2 separate regions of the Homo sapiens genome follow, and region 2 is linked to region 1. A link is a contact called in ENCODE Hi-C or POLR2A ChIA-PET data. All regions are on one chromosome and are shown on one strand. The core of a region is the stretch at or near the end of the contact, and the rest is flanking DNA. Distances in the headings are between cores, read along the strand shown.

Region 1 (6,703 bases), core at 3,809-6,308:
ATCTTGCCAAGAAAGTGGGAAGGAATTTTTTACAAACATAATTCCAGCATAACTCTCATAGCTGAATAATATCAATTTCTTTGATAGGACCAACAAATAGATGGTTTTTGCAGCTATCTCAAGATATTTTAAATTACAATAGGAGTAACTTTATTGTATTTCAAAATTTGAAGTTTAAATATTGGAATGTCAAGTTAGTAATAAATCAAAATGTATACCTAAGGTTTACCTTTTAGAAAATGTTGCCCCCCAAAAAATATTTTTAAATCATGTATCAACTTTCAATTATCCACAGGTCACCGAAAACCTGCAATGTGAGGATCATACACAATATTTGAATCAAAGCTAATTTTTCCTTGACATCTTAAGTCATTGTGTATAAAGTTAGCCTCCTGAGGAGCTAGAATTACAGGTGTCTAAGAAAGGTTTTAGAGATGCTCAGCAGTTGGCTCTCTCCAGCCCCATCTATCTGTTATCTGAAATTTTACCACCACAACATCTTTTTTTTTTATCCATTTTTTGTTTTGTTTTGTTTTGTTTTTTGAGACGGAGTCTCACTTTGTCACCCAGGCTGGAGTGCAGTGGTGTGATCTCAGCTCACTGCAACCTCCGCCTCCCAGATTCAAATGATTCTCCTGCCTCAGCCTCCCAAGTAGCTGGGATTACAGGCAGGTGCCATCATGCCCATCTAACGTGCTTTTTTTTTTTTTTTTTTTTTTTTTTTGAGATGGAGTCTCGCTCTGTTGCCCAGGATGGAGTGCAGTGGTGCGATCTCGGCTGACTGCAACCTCCACCTCCTCGGTTCACGCCATTCTCCTGCCTCAGCCTCCCGACTAGCAGGGACTACAGGCGACTGCCACCATGCCTGGCTAATTTTTTGTATTTTTAGTAGAGACGGGGTTTCACCGTGTTAGCCAGGATGGTCTCGATCTCCTGACCTCATGATTTGCCTGCCTCGGCCTTCCCAAAGTGCTGGAATTACAGGCGTGAGCCACTGTGCCCAGCCCTAATTTTTGTATTTTTAGTAGAGACAGGGTTTTCGTTGGCGAGGCTGGTCTCGAACTCTTGACCTCAAGTGATCCACCCACCTTGGCCTCCCAAAGTGCTGGGGTTACAGGCATGAGCCACCATGCCCGGCCTTTTTTTGACCCTTCTTAAGGCAGGTATCACCAGCTCTTTCAGTATCTCTACCCTAGTACAGGGCCTAGAGAAAGTAACTGAGTCAGTTGAAACTGCTAGAGGAAGAAGTGAAAAAGGCCATGACAAGAGATGGGAGACTGATGAGAAGAAAATGGTGGCAAAATAATCATTGCTGCTGCATTTGGGCAGATCAGCCCCGGTTTGCAGCTACGTCTCTTTTCTATCAATTCTTAAATGTTAATGAAGTGCCAGCTTATATTTAGTTCAGGACAACATATACGTTAAATCTACTTTTTAGAATTCTGTGAAGCCAAATATAATCAACATCTCAATTATACAGTTTCGGACGATCTGCACTTCAACTTCAGACCATTAGCTCACAACAGAAATAAAATGTGCAGAATGCTACTACTTGGCCAACCAAAACTAATGGAAAAAGTGGCAAAATGACTTATACCTGTATATCACCTTACAATTTGCCAAGTAGTTTCACATCTCCTGCTTGAATACTGAACTCAGCAAAAATGGGAAACTCACAGTGGCTCACACCTGCAATCCCAGCACTTCGGGAGGCCGAGGCGGGTGGGTTACCTGAGGTCAGGAGTTTGAGACCAGCCTGGCCAACATGGTGAAACCCTGTCTCTACTAAAAATACAAAAATTAGCCGGGCATGGTGACAGGCACCTGTAATCCCAGCTACTCAGGAAGCTGAGGCACAAGAATTGCTTGAACCTGGGAGGCGGAGGTTACAGTTAGCTGAGATTGTGTCACTGCCCTCCAGGATAGGCAACAGAGCAAGATTCTGTCCAAAAAAAAAAGAAAGAAAGAAGAAAAACTGATGTTTCAGAGCAACTTTGGAGACTGAATAAAATTTAATTATTTCCAAACTTCAAAACCAGTTAAAAAGGGAAGAAGAAAGAAAAACTAAGAAAAATAAATGTATGATAGGTTTCTTCAAAAAGCGTTGCAGTTCTCATAATACCTTGACTTTGTTTGGCTCGAGATGAAAACTGTAAAAAGGGGTGATTTCCTATTTAAATACAATATTGAAAGTGCACACAAGATAAACTTCCTCTGGTCATTTCTGGATTATTATCAAAGCACAGAGTCCTTTATAGTCAAAGAAAAATCTGTTGATATGTACATGGTAAAATAAAAAAACAAAAACAAAAAAAACACTGTGACATCATTCTGTGATTACATACAAAAGAATGAGGAAAGGCTGGTAATTCAAACTTCCTTCATGGTAAAAAATGTCTACAATTCTTTCCTTCTAGCTCTCTGCACCTTCTCATCTCCTATTCACTCCTCAAACCATGCAATCAGGTTATACATCATTTTTCTACAACTACTGAACTGGCCAAGATTAAGATTAACAATGACCACGTGAATGCCAACCGAAACACCATGTTCAGTGGTCACGTTGCCCGGCTCTGTGGAGGGCAACACTACTGACTACTCCCCCCAGGGGTGTCATTGGTGCTAATCAAATATCTCCAGACTTCTACTCTCGGGACACATGACAGGAGTACATATCCTCGCCCCCTCTGAAGTGGTGGTAGACCATAAGACATAATTTGGCCAATGAAACGTGAATGGAAATAACATAGGCTGAAGTTTTAAGAGCTAATACATGCTTTTCCATAACTTTTTCCCTCTGCCATGGCAACCAGCAATGTTTCTGAGAGTACTTGCGTGATACTATGACATATATATTAATATACCGGTTTTCAACCATGGTTTCTGGCTCGTAACTCCCATAGTCCTTATCACCTCATGTTGGGGCACTTTTAGTCCTCAAAAAACAAATCTCTCTCTCACTGACCTTCTGCCTTCCTTTCACCTGCACTTTTTTCTCCCCAAGGAAGGCCTTAGAAACTAAAAACATACTCAGATATCCCCCTGCCTTTCTGTCCTGAAACTGACCGTGAACAAATGCGAGGACCTTCCTTGTCTGATTGCAGGTCCTAAGGCCCCTGTTTCAGGGGTGCTGCCCCAGACCCTGGAGGAAGGAATGCTGCACAGAGAGGCTGAGAATCTGGACAGGCCTTGGTAGGTTTCCCCACTCCATGCTTCAATCATGCCTATCCAATGAAGTCTCCATAAAAGGCCGAAGAGGACTGGGTTCAGAGAGCTTCAGATAGCTGAACATGTGGAGGTGCCTGGAGGGTGGTGCATCCCGGGAGGACATGGAAGATCTGCGCCCCTTCCCCTAAACCTCTCCCTAAGCACCTCTTCGTCTGTATCCTTTGCAATATCCTTTATAATAAACTGGTAAACCTGTGTTTCCATGAGTTCTGTGAGCCGCTCTAGCAAATTAGTCAAACCCAAACAGCAGATCATGGGAACCCCAACTTGACACTGGTTGGTCAGAAGTTCCAGAGGCTCAGACTTGCAACTGGTATCTGAAACGGGGGCAGTCTCGTGGGACTGAGCCCTGAACCTGTGGGATCCGATGCTGTCTCCAGGTAGACAGTGTCAGAATTCAATTAAAGGACATTCAGTTGGTGTGCACTGCAGAACTGACTGCTTGCTTGCTGGTGGGCAGAAATCCCCACACATCCGGTGTCAGATTTGCTTTGTGAGAGTATAGTGGGGGAAGCACAGTTGGAGTTTTTCCACATTCAAGCTGCTTTGTCAGCTTAGGTCCCACAGTGAAAATGACATAAAGAAGAATCCCCAGACGACCCGTGATGAACATGTCCCACGTGTGATGATATGGCACAAAGCCCAAAACAGCCTGTAACTACTATCTGCATGAGGAAGAAATAAATCTTTGTTATTTCAAGCCCCTCAGATTATGACTTGTTACGACATCATAACCTAGCCTATACTTGAATTCTATCCTCCTTCCATTAGCTTGTGGACCACACCCTTCTGATTCCCTGCTTCCCTTCCCCCTGTTCCTGCTCCAAAATCCATTCTGCAGCCACCTCCTAGATGCTGTGCAAGGCAGCCTCTAAGATGGCACCCAATGATCCCACTGCCTGGTAGTCCAGATTCTTGCAGAATCCTCTCCCCTAGAGTATAAGGCAGATCAAGGGACTCATTTCTAATGAATAAAATATGACAAACATGATGGGACATCACTTCTGAGATTGCGTTTACAAAAAGACTGTAGCTTCTACTTTGTCCACATTCTCATTCACTGTGAGGAAGGCAAGCTAGCTGTCCTATGGAGAGGCCCAGGTAGTGAGGTATGAATGAGGCCTTCCGCCAAAAGCCATGAGGAACCAAGACCTACCCAAAGCCACGTGAGTAAGCTTGGAAGTGGCCTGAACGACTCACTCTTTGTTCCCATTGCTTATCTAGTCAGGGACTGCACATAGTGGCCCTCAACCCTGGCCATAAAGAACTCTGGAAAAATCTTTACTCTGCAAGCTCCACCCAGACTTGCTGAACCCACTATGAGTGGCTGTGGCCAGATCATGTATGATTAAAGAATAAAAAGTCCACAGGTGTTTCTCATACATCTAGCAAGGGTGAGAACCACTGCTTTAGAGAATCACTCAGCCCAGCAATTGGATGATGAGGAAATGCCCAGAGAAATGAACTGACTGGGCCAAGATCTCATAGCCCGTGGCCAACGTGGAGTTTTGACCCTATTCCCCTGACTACTAAACAGGTGTTACTCCCCCACGCCACAGTGCCTTCTCTACTGGGGTCTCCTCTGAGCTCAACACTCTAAGAAAACATACAAGAAAGGCACAGCCCTGCCTTCAAGGAGCTGCCTGCACAGGATCTACAAATTAGAAGGAAAGAAGCCCGTTAGAACATGCCTCTCCCATAAGCTGTAAGCAGCAAAGAATGGAATAGGGGTTCCAGTTCTTGTAAATTAGGTGTGGCCCTTGGGCTTCTGGGAAGTTTCCAATGTGGGCTGGCAAGTCTAGGCATTCTCTTGGCACAAAATCACCGAACAGTAAAGAGGTATCCGCTTAGGTGAGTGACTGGGCAGACATTACTTAAGAAACTTAAAGGACTTCTTTAAGCAAATCCCAGCCACAGTTGAAGTGATGGCCTGTGGCCACCAGCCATGGCTAGCCACCCACCGCCTGACAGCAGCTCAGAGGTTTCGCCATCCCAGACGGGCATGCCGCCCCAGTTATTTTACCCTTCACTTAGGGCCACCGTCACCTTGCCATGGCCCTAAGCAAACTATCCTTGGCAAAGCAACAACGGCTCCAGATGGAGAAATGACACACTATTCCAACAAACTTTTCAAAGGAAAAACAAATAGATATTTCTGAGTTTGTTTTTTTGTGGGCAGCTGGAAAAGAAAATAAATCCACCAAATACCAACACCTCTCCAAAAAGTGTGTTGCCAGGACCATGATGACTGGTGTTAAGAATGAGAGTTTCCGGCAGAGAGAATGTGACACATCGCTGAGTCAAAGGCAGGCCCAGCCCTGGCTGAAAACCTTTGTCAGAACTGGGTTATGCTTTCACTGTAAGAAGTTTAAAAGGAGGGCAATGGTGAAGTCACATCCATGAGTCACTTTCCCACATGCTATGCTCACTTTTCAACAGGATCAACAGACCAAGTACCCACAGGGTCTCCCTCAGACTGTGAGCTGTTGAGAGCTCTTCGGGGAATACCGTCTTCCATTCTAAGTCATAAGCACTGTGCCCACCCACTCCCTATAAATAACCCAGAGAAATTAATATTGCACAAAATGGTGAAGACAGTAAGCATTTGTGGATGAAAATGGGGGAAAGGGAGAATGAAGAGGCAAAAATCAAAACTGCATGATGTTCATTCTTGTTCTCTTCAACTTTGTTTTGTGAGCAGATAACTGGTCTGGATGCAGATGTCTGTACTAGGAACCTGAGTCTATGAGGCTTGAGAATAATCTTGACTGACAACTTCCAGGCTGTGCTGCACACACACCAAGGGTTTCAAGGTCAGCAGGTAACATTGACCTGCCCTCTGTTCACCCCAGAGATGCCTTAGCAAACAGCAAAAACTCTGGGGCAGGCAGCTCAGACTTGCTTGTTGCCCTCCTAGGAGACAACACTACCTTCTAGATCAAAATGGATCATAAGTGGGAATGACAAGAATGGGTGCTTCATCTGCAGAAATTTGGGAACTGAGGGACTAGATATTCCCATGCACAGGAGGAAGAGGTGCAGACTAGAGGGAGAGGGTGTGGGTATGAATGGAGTGGGGCGGGGAGGGAGGCATCAGTGCACAGAGCCAGGGGCATCTTTCTCCCCAGTCCAGGCTCTCGGAAGTCTGGCTTTGAGTGGGGCCATCATCTCAGGGTACCAGGGATACCTAACAAGTACACAGAGAGGAATCAACAGTCATGTATTGTGCTCAACCCTCTCCCAGACAACTTAACACAATTTCAGAACAAGAGTAAACTTTAAGTAAGCTTAACTTCCGGAGCAAAATATCCTGAGCCCCAAACAAAATTTCCTTTACTGCTGTTGGTTTTTGAAACTGACATTTATTGAGGCACAAAAACATTCATTCTCTGATCTAAATGGTTAGAATAGTTAAACATTGATATGAATCAGGGGTTAGCAAACTTTTTCCATAAAGACCCATATAGTATATATT
Region 2 (6,790 bases), core at 4,205-6,704, 34 kb before region 1:
TTTATAATTATACTCTCATTATCTTTTTAATAGCACGAGTCAAGACTTCTGGGAACTTCTGAACATGATTACTATGTGCTAACCCTCCTGGCCCAACCCTTGTTTTCTGTGACAATTCTCTTCCACTGCATCTAATTCATATTTTAAAATAAGCCTCTGCCCAGATTCAGTTATTCCCTGAGGAAGAGGAATGAAAAATATAAAGAAGATATACCAACTAATTCCAGAATATGCAAAATTGCTACTGAAATTGTTAGGACAGTGCAGTTTTGCAGCAAGCTGAGCTTTTAGAAGGGAACATGCTCTCTAATGTAATCTGACCCAAAATACCGATCCTAAGGAGGGACTGACTATCTGAACAAGGGGAAGAAATGACGCCATGGCAGTCAGTGCAAAAGGCAAATTGTCAAGCCACCCAAAACACCACCGTACAATGTCTCATATCAAAAGCAGTAAAAGAAACTTGAATAGTCTCACTCTATCAGATTCATTCTCATTGGAGCTGGTAAATGAGCTATTCTGTGGGAAAAGGCATTCATGAGAGATAAAGGAATAGAAGAGGCTAGAATTAGGCTGCTTCCCTCTTAGTCAGTAATCTGGGTCTACCCCTTTAAACCCTGTGGTCTCAGGAAAGCCTGGAAAATCTATTTTGGGCCTGGATTTTCCCAGATGCAATACCACACAAGGGCACTCCCTTTGTCACCAGACTAATGACTAAATTACTAAAAGCCTGAGGCTTAACATTGTGAACACTTTTGTTTTGATGATGTAAGTGTTGTTTTGACATTAAGTGTGTTTGGTTGGGATAGAGCAGCAAGTGAAACAGCTGGACACATCTGGTAGTGACTGATAAGAACCACAAGTCTCTTCTATCAGCCTCTTGGAAAGAGGAATCCTCCGCATCTCGGAAGCAATTTGCCCTCCGGCCATGCTGCCACCCTGTCACCATGCTACTCTGACCCGCTGAGAGATGTACAGGCTAGCTCCTATTCAGGAAAGGAAAACCCAGTTTTCCAGGAGACCTTGGGCTACTGCACCTAATTCGTGCCCCAACCACAGCCAGAAAAGTAAGAGTATGGGGTTTGCCTTCTACTTGAGGTTGTCTCTTGTCCCCCCTCTGAATTGAGGAAGCGGAGGACAAGAAACGAGCTGAAAGCATACATGTGGACGGGCCCTTTTTCCCTGAATGTAACAGAAATGTAATAAACTAGGTAAAACCAAGCTGTACTAGGTCTAGAACTTAAGTTAACAGCCCTCAGCCATCACTAACTTAAGGAAATCAGTAGTTAAGTGCCACCACTGTCTACATATTCCTCAAGTTACAAACACATTGCAAATATGGAGCTACACACAGCTGCCCCCACTCCCTTACCTTCTCCCGCTTCCCCCCATGAGGTGCGTGCACAGGTACCCCACAGGCTGATGCCCCTCTGCCCCACAGCCCCCCAGAGACAGAAGCAAGGCCACGGACAGGACCCCTGCTGAGGCAAGTAGAGGAAACTGTCCCATTACTCATCCTACAAGCATTATATGAAATCACTATCCTACACTCTCTTCCTCACTTTCTCCTTCGTGGTTGGTGTCCACTGTTTCCTCTAATTTCATTATTCACAGTTATTTCCACTTCAGACCACGTTGCAGTCTTACAAATACATATCCTCTTTACTTCTTCCTTTCCTTCTGTTACCCCGAGTATTTCAGGAAAAAGTCTCTCTCCATTTAAATTGGGATTTCCTCCTCCCTTCCCTCCTCTCAGAAAAAAAAGCTTTACTATCACCAGTGAACATCAAATTAGTCACAGCAATGTAACCGTAATTTTTCAAAGTGGGGGACTAAACTTTTGAAGAGAAAATTAGATTACAAACTGCAGGGATTCTGGTTCAAAGTGGTTGGCGGGGGCACCCATATATTTCCCCTTCCTCCAAAGATACCCTTAAAGTTACAGGTAAGAAATTAAAAAGATATAAATCCAGGGTTCATATCTAGCTGTTATGCAATCGTACAGCCACACTGGTGGTTTAAAATATTTAAATACTCTGTACTGATGAAGAGCTACTATCCCAATGCCCAAAGTGCCCCTCCACTGGTGGATCTCCCTGTCCCATCCACTGGGCCCCCTAAGACATCTCCTCAATCCTATAAAGAGTTAACATTTGACAAAGCTGGAGAACTCAGGGTCTCTGCTCCAGCATCCCTTCTGATTGATCCAGACCTGTTCTACACAGCTTAATAAATATGTTTCATATCATCCATTAATAAACACACAAGAGACATTTCAACAAATCTGTAAAGAGATTCAAAGTGCACCGAGAAACCCTGACTGTTGTAACAGGGTGAAGCAAGCCATGGTCTTAAAAAATATTTTTCTAACTTCTTTCACCTCAACCCACAGTAAAAAGTACATTTTACATGGAGATCGAATACATATCTACATATATGTCTGTGTTTTGGTATAACTAAAACAAATTTTACAAGACAGTGTTTACCCTTACGATGTGCAGGGCACCCTGACGTGTTCTCTTCTAAGCTATTCTTTTCATATAATCTTAAGCCACTACATGTATTTCATGACTTCATGAGTTCTCTAATGGGTTACAACCCGGTAGTTCAAGTACACTGGTCAGGAGTCACTCTGAAAGAGTACAGACACAGAGGAAGCAGTTGTCACAGGGGACCACACAAAGGTTCGGAATACTTAAGCCAAGTAAAGTAAAGGGTGAAAATGAGAAGTAGGGCTGAACAGTGTTATCTCAATTGAAAGCCTATATATGAAGACAACTGTTTTCCCCAACTCAAGCAAGGGAGAAGAAGTCAATGCCTGACTTCAAAGCTTCAAAGGACAGGCTGACTTTCGTTGGTGGCTGATGACTTTAAGTTGAAGCCAATGCTCATTTACCATTCCAAAAATCCTAGGGCTCTTGAGAATTATGCTAAATCTACTCTGCCTGTGCTCTACAACAACATAGCCTGGATGACAGCACATGCGTTTGCAGCATGGTTTACTAAATATTTTAACCCTACTGTTAAGACCTACTTTTCAGGGAAAAAAAAAAAAGAAAAAGATTTCCTTTCAAAATAGTACTGCTCATTGACAATCCACCTGGTCACCCAAGAGCTCTGAATGAGATGTATAAAAAAGTTAACTTTTTTGGTGCCTGCTAACACAACATCCATTCTGTAGCCCATAAATAAAGCAGTGATTTTGACTTTCAAGTCTTCCTATCTAAGAAATGCATTGCTTAAGGCTCCAGCTGCCATAGATAGTGATTCCTCTGATGGATCTGGGCAAAGTAAATTGGAAAACATCTGGAAAGGATTTGCCATTCTATATGCCATTAGAACATTTGTGATTCATGGGAGGAGGTCCAAATATCAACATTAATAAGAATTTGTAAGAAGATGATTCCAACTCTCATGGATGACCCAAAGGTCAAAAGTTCAAGACTTCAGTGGAAGTCACTGCAGATGTGGTGGAAATAGCAGCAAGAGAATGAAAGTTACAAGTGGAGCCTGAAGAAGTGACTGGACTGCTATAATCTCATGATCAGACTTGAAGGGATGAAGAACTGCTTCTTACAGATGAGCAAAGAAACATGGTTTCTTGAGATGGAATCTGCTCCTACTGAAGATGCTGTGAACATTGTTGAAATGACAACCAGGGATTTCTAATATTACATAAACTTAGTTGATAAAGCAGCAGCAGGATTTGAGAGGACTGACTTTCATTTTGGAAGCAGTTCTATTGTGCGTAAAATGCTATCAAACAGCACTGCATGCCACAGAGAAATCTTTCATGAAAGGAAAAGTCAATTGATGTGGCAAACTTCATTGTTGTCTTATTTTACAAAACTGCCAAAGTCACCCCAACCTTCAGCACCCACCACCTTGATCACTCAGCAGACACCAACATCAAGGCAAGACTCTCTACCAGCAAAAAGATTATGGGGCTGGGCTCAAGTCTGTAGTCCCAGCACTTTGCGAGGCCGAAGCGGGTGGATCACCTGAGGTCGCAAGTTCAAGACCAGCCTAGCCAACATGATAAAACCCCATCTTTACTAAAAATACAAAAATTAGCCAGGTGTGGTGCCATCTGTAACCCCAGCTACTTGGGAGCTTGAGGCACGAGAATCACTTCAACCCAGGAGGTGGAGGTTGCAATGAGCCAAGATCATGCCAATGCACTCCAGCCTGGGCAACAGAGTGAGACTCTGTCTCAAAAAAAAAAAAAGCAGAAGATCACATATGATTTGAAGTCTCAGATGATCATTAGCATTTTCGAGCAGTAAGGTATTTTTACATTTTAATTTAAAAATTGAAATTAATTTTTAAACAATTAATGTACATTGTTTTTTAGACATAATGCTATTACACACTTAATAGACTAAGGTATAGTGTAAACATAACTTTTACATGTACTTGGAAACCAAAATATTCATGTGACTTGCTTTACTGGGATACTCACTTTCTTGGGATGGTCTGGATGTGAACCCTCAGTATTTCCCAGTGTGCCTATGATGACTTTGGGAGGAAGGCTGGTGGACAGGGGGTGAAGTAAATAAGCTAAGTCTTCATCTACTAGAGCAAGACATTTTAGAAAACATCTAAAGTGAATAAATCGAGAAGGGGCCATAATGGAGGTAACTATAAGAAGAACTAACAGGACTTGAGGATCAAATCAGCAAAGGGGTGGGGACAGCCAGGGAAGGATTCCAGCAACTTGAAGGTTTCAAGCCCACTGGAAGGATATTTTTGGTTCAAAGCCGAGGGGAAAAGTAAGTGCAATGAGGCGTGCTGAGTCATGTCTGTCAGAAGAAAGGGCCACTCTATTCTCGAGAGGGCAAGAATGATTATGTTAGTTTAGAAACAGAAATGCAGGGTGGATCTCTAAGGAGAGGTTAGGGAAAAGCCTCTGAGTTTAGGAATAGTGACATTCTAGGAGAGGCCAACATCTTCAAATGCAAAAATGTTTCAGGAAAAACAACAGGGAGCCACACAGTCTTGGAGGATACTCACACTTAATGGTAGGGACATAAAGAGAATATAGGAGGCCAAAAAGTCAGAAGAGGAGAAAAACAAGGATCGAGTCAGTTCAAAAATGGTAAGTGGAAGAAAGTTTCTAGGAGGAAGCAGGAGAGGACCACCTGCAAATTACTGCAGAAAACCAAAGGAATAAGAAATTAGGAAAGGCCGCTGGGTTTGGTTGAAGGTCACTAATCTAAACCAACAAGGGCCAGAGAAATCAATAGCGTGGTGTTAGGAATGGTAGGAGCCAAAATATGACTGCATATTATGTGATGGGGAGATACTAGTGACACACAGAAAAGAAAGAACAAGAGAAACAGGCCAGAGGCTGGGGTGTGGCTGGCCATCTAAAGACTTGAATCTGAGGAAACCTCTGTATCTTTGTTAGCAGCAGGGAAACAATCGCATAAAACTGCTTTCCTTAAAAGAAAGAATTAGTCACACACTGTTTACACTGCTGCCTTCCTAGTGGCAATTTTTGGCGCACAGACAGACTAAACTTTTCCATATTTCTACTAAATCCATTATTTGACCTGCAGAGAGGGTGGGAGGATCTGGCAGAACACAAGGCCCTTTCCAGTTAAGAAAAGGGCTTTGGACCTCACAGAAAGGAACCCCCAATAGGCCACAAAAAGTTTCCCACAGAAGTCCAGTCCAACACAATCTAACCCGTTCCCCTGTGTTGAGGGTCCTTAGTTTTATAATCAGGAGTAAGAAAAAGCAGAAGAGGAAACAGGGATTCAGGAGGAAAGTGCAGGGGTCACCTTCAGGCTGCCAGGGCCAGTTCTTCTCCACAAAATTCAAGTGATCAATTGCACCCTGCCTGCCTTCAAGTTGTTGAGAAGGATGGGTGAATGCTACTCAACAAGCAGGATGGGCATTCAAGTAAATTAAAGTGTCAGCTATGATTTGATGCAGAAAATCTCTTCCCCCTGGAGAGTGCTCAAGGGCAATATGCACATAGGGAATGGCAAAGAATAAGCAAACCATTAGGAAGATGCCACATGGCAGCATAACACTCACACACACACACACACACACACACACACACACACACACACGTAAACGGAGACAAGGATTTATGGTCCATGACCCCATCCATATGGAATTACCTATCAGACCAAAACAGAATTAGGAGGTAACAGGCTGCTGATGAAGAGACTAAAGGGAAGCACATGCAGACAATGCAAACAGCATACAGACTACACACATGGTGCATACAGCATACAAACTATGCATACAGACAATGCATACAGCATACAGACTATGCGTACAGACAATGTATACGGCATACAGGCTATGCATACAGACAATGCATACGGCATAAAGACTGTGTATACAACATAGAGACTGTGCATACAGTGCATACAGCATACAGACTGTATACAACATAGAGACTGCATACAGACAGCGCATACAGCAGACTATATATACAACATAGAGACTGCATACAGACAGTGCATACAGCATACAGACTATGCATACAGACTGTGTATACAACATAGAGATTGTGCATACAGACAGTGCACACAGCATAGAGAATCTGCATACAAACAGTGCATACAGCATACAGATTATGCATACAGACAGTGCATACAACATACAGACTATGCATACAGACAATGCATACAGCATACAGACTGTGTATACAACATAGAGACTGTGCATACAGACAGTGCATACAGCATACAGACTATGCCGACAATGAATACAGCATACAGACTGTGCATACACAGTGCATACAGCATACAGACAGTGCATACAGAGC

Evidence for each region. Hi-C counts contacts between places; a loop is a spot of excess contacts on that map. ChIA-PET counts read pairs that join two places held with the same protein, here RNA polymerase II (POLR2A). Pooled maps may share reads with other maps.
Region 2: a map of PC-3 shows a loop between it and region 1 (2.9-fold over the local background). The contact joins two enhancer-like sites. A Hi-C loop is called at or near these places in 9 of 168 maps with a recorded cell type or tissue (CD8-positive, alpha-beta T cell, PC-3, aorta and 6 more) and 4 of 50 pooled maps. POLR2A ChIA-PET finds 5 or more read pairs at or near these places in 2 of 52 experiments (K562 and MCF 10A).

Annotation. Positions count from the first base shown.
Region 1 is chr2:33,068,891-33,075,593 of GRCh38, reverse strand. All of the region lies in intron 3 of LTBP1 (latent transforming growth factor beta binding protein 1), which reads right to left. Among named protein-coding and RNA genes, the nearest start is that of LTBP1, 130 kb to the right of the region's middle. RefSeq lists a silencer at 5,518-5,812 and an enhancer at 4,755-5,954. Within about 2 kb of position 5,058, at least 14 of the 41 ENCODE cell types and tissues checked have a DNase peak (open chromatin) inside an H3K27ac peak, as active enhancers do; they include PC-3 and ascending aorta, where a contact is called at or near this core.
Region 2 is chr2:33,102,880-33,109,669 of GRCh38, reverse strand. All of the region lies in intron 3 of LTBP1 (latent transforming growth factor beta binding protein 1), which reads right to left. Among named protein-coding and RNA genes, the nearest start is that of LTBP1, 160 kb to the right of the region's middle. Within about 2 kb of position 5,454, at least 4 of the 41 ENCODE cell types and tissues checked have a DNase peak (open chromatin) inside an H3K27ac peak, as active enhancers do; they include PC-3 and ascending aorta, where a contact is called at or near this core.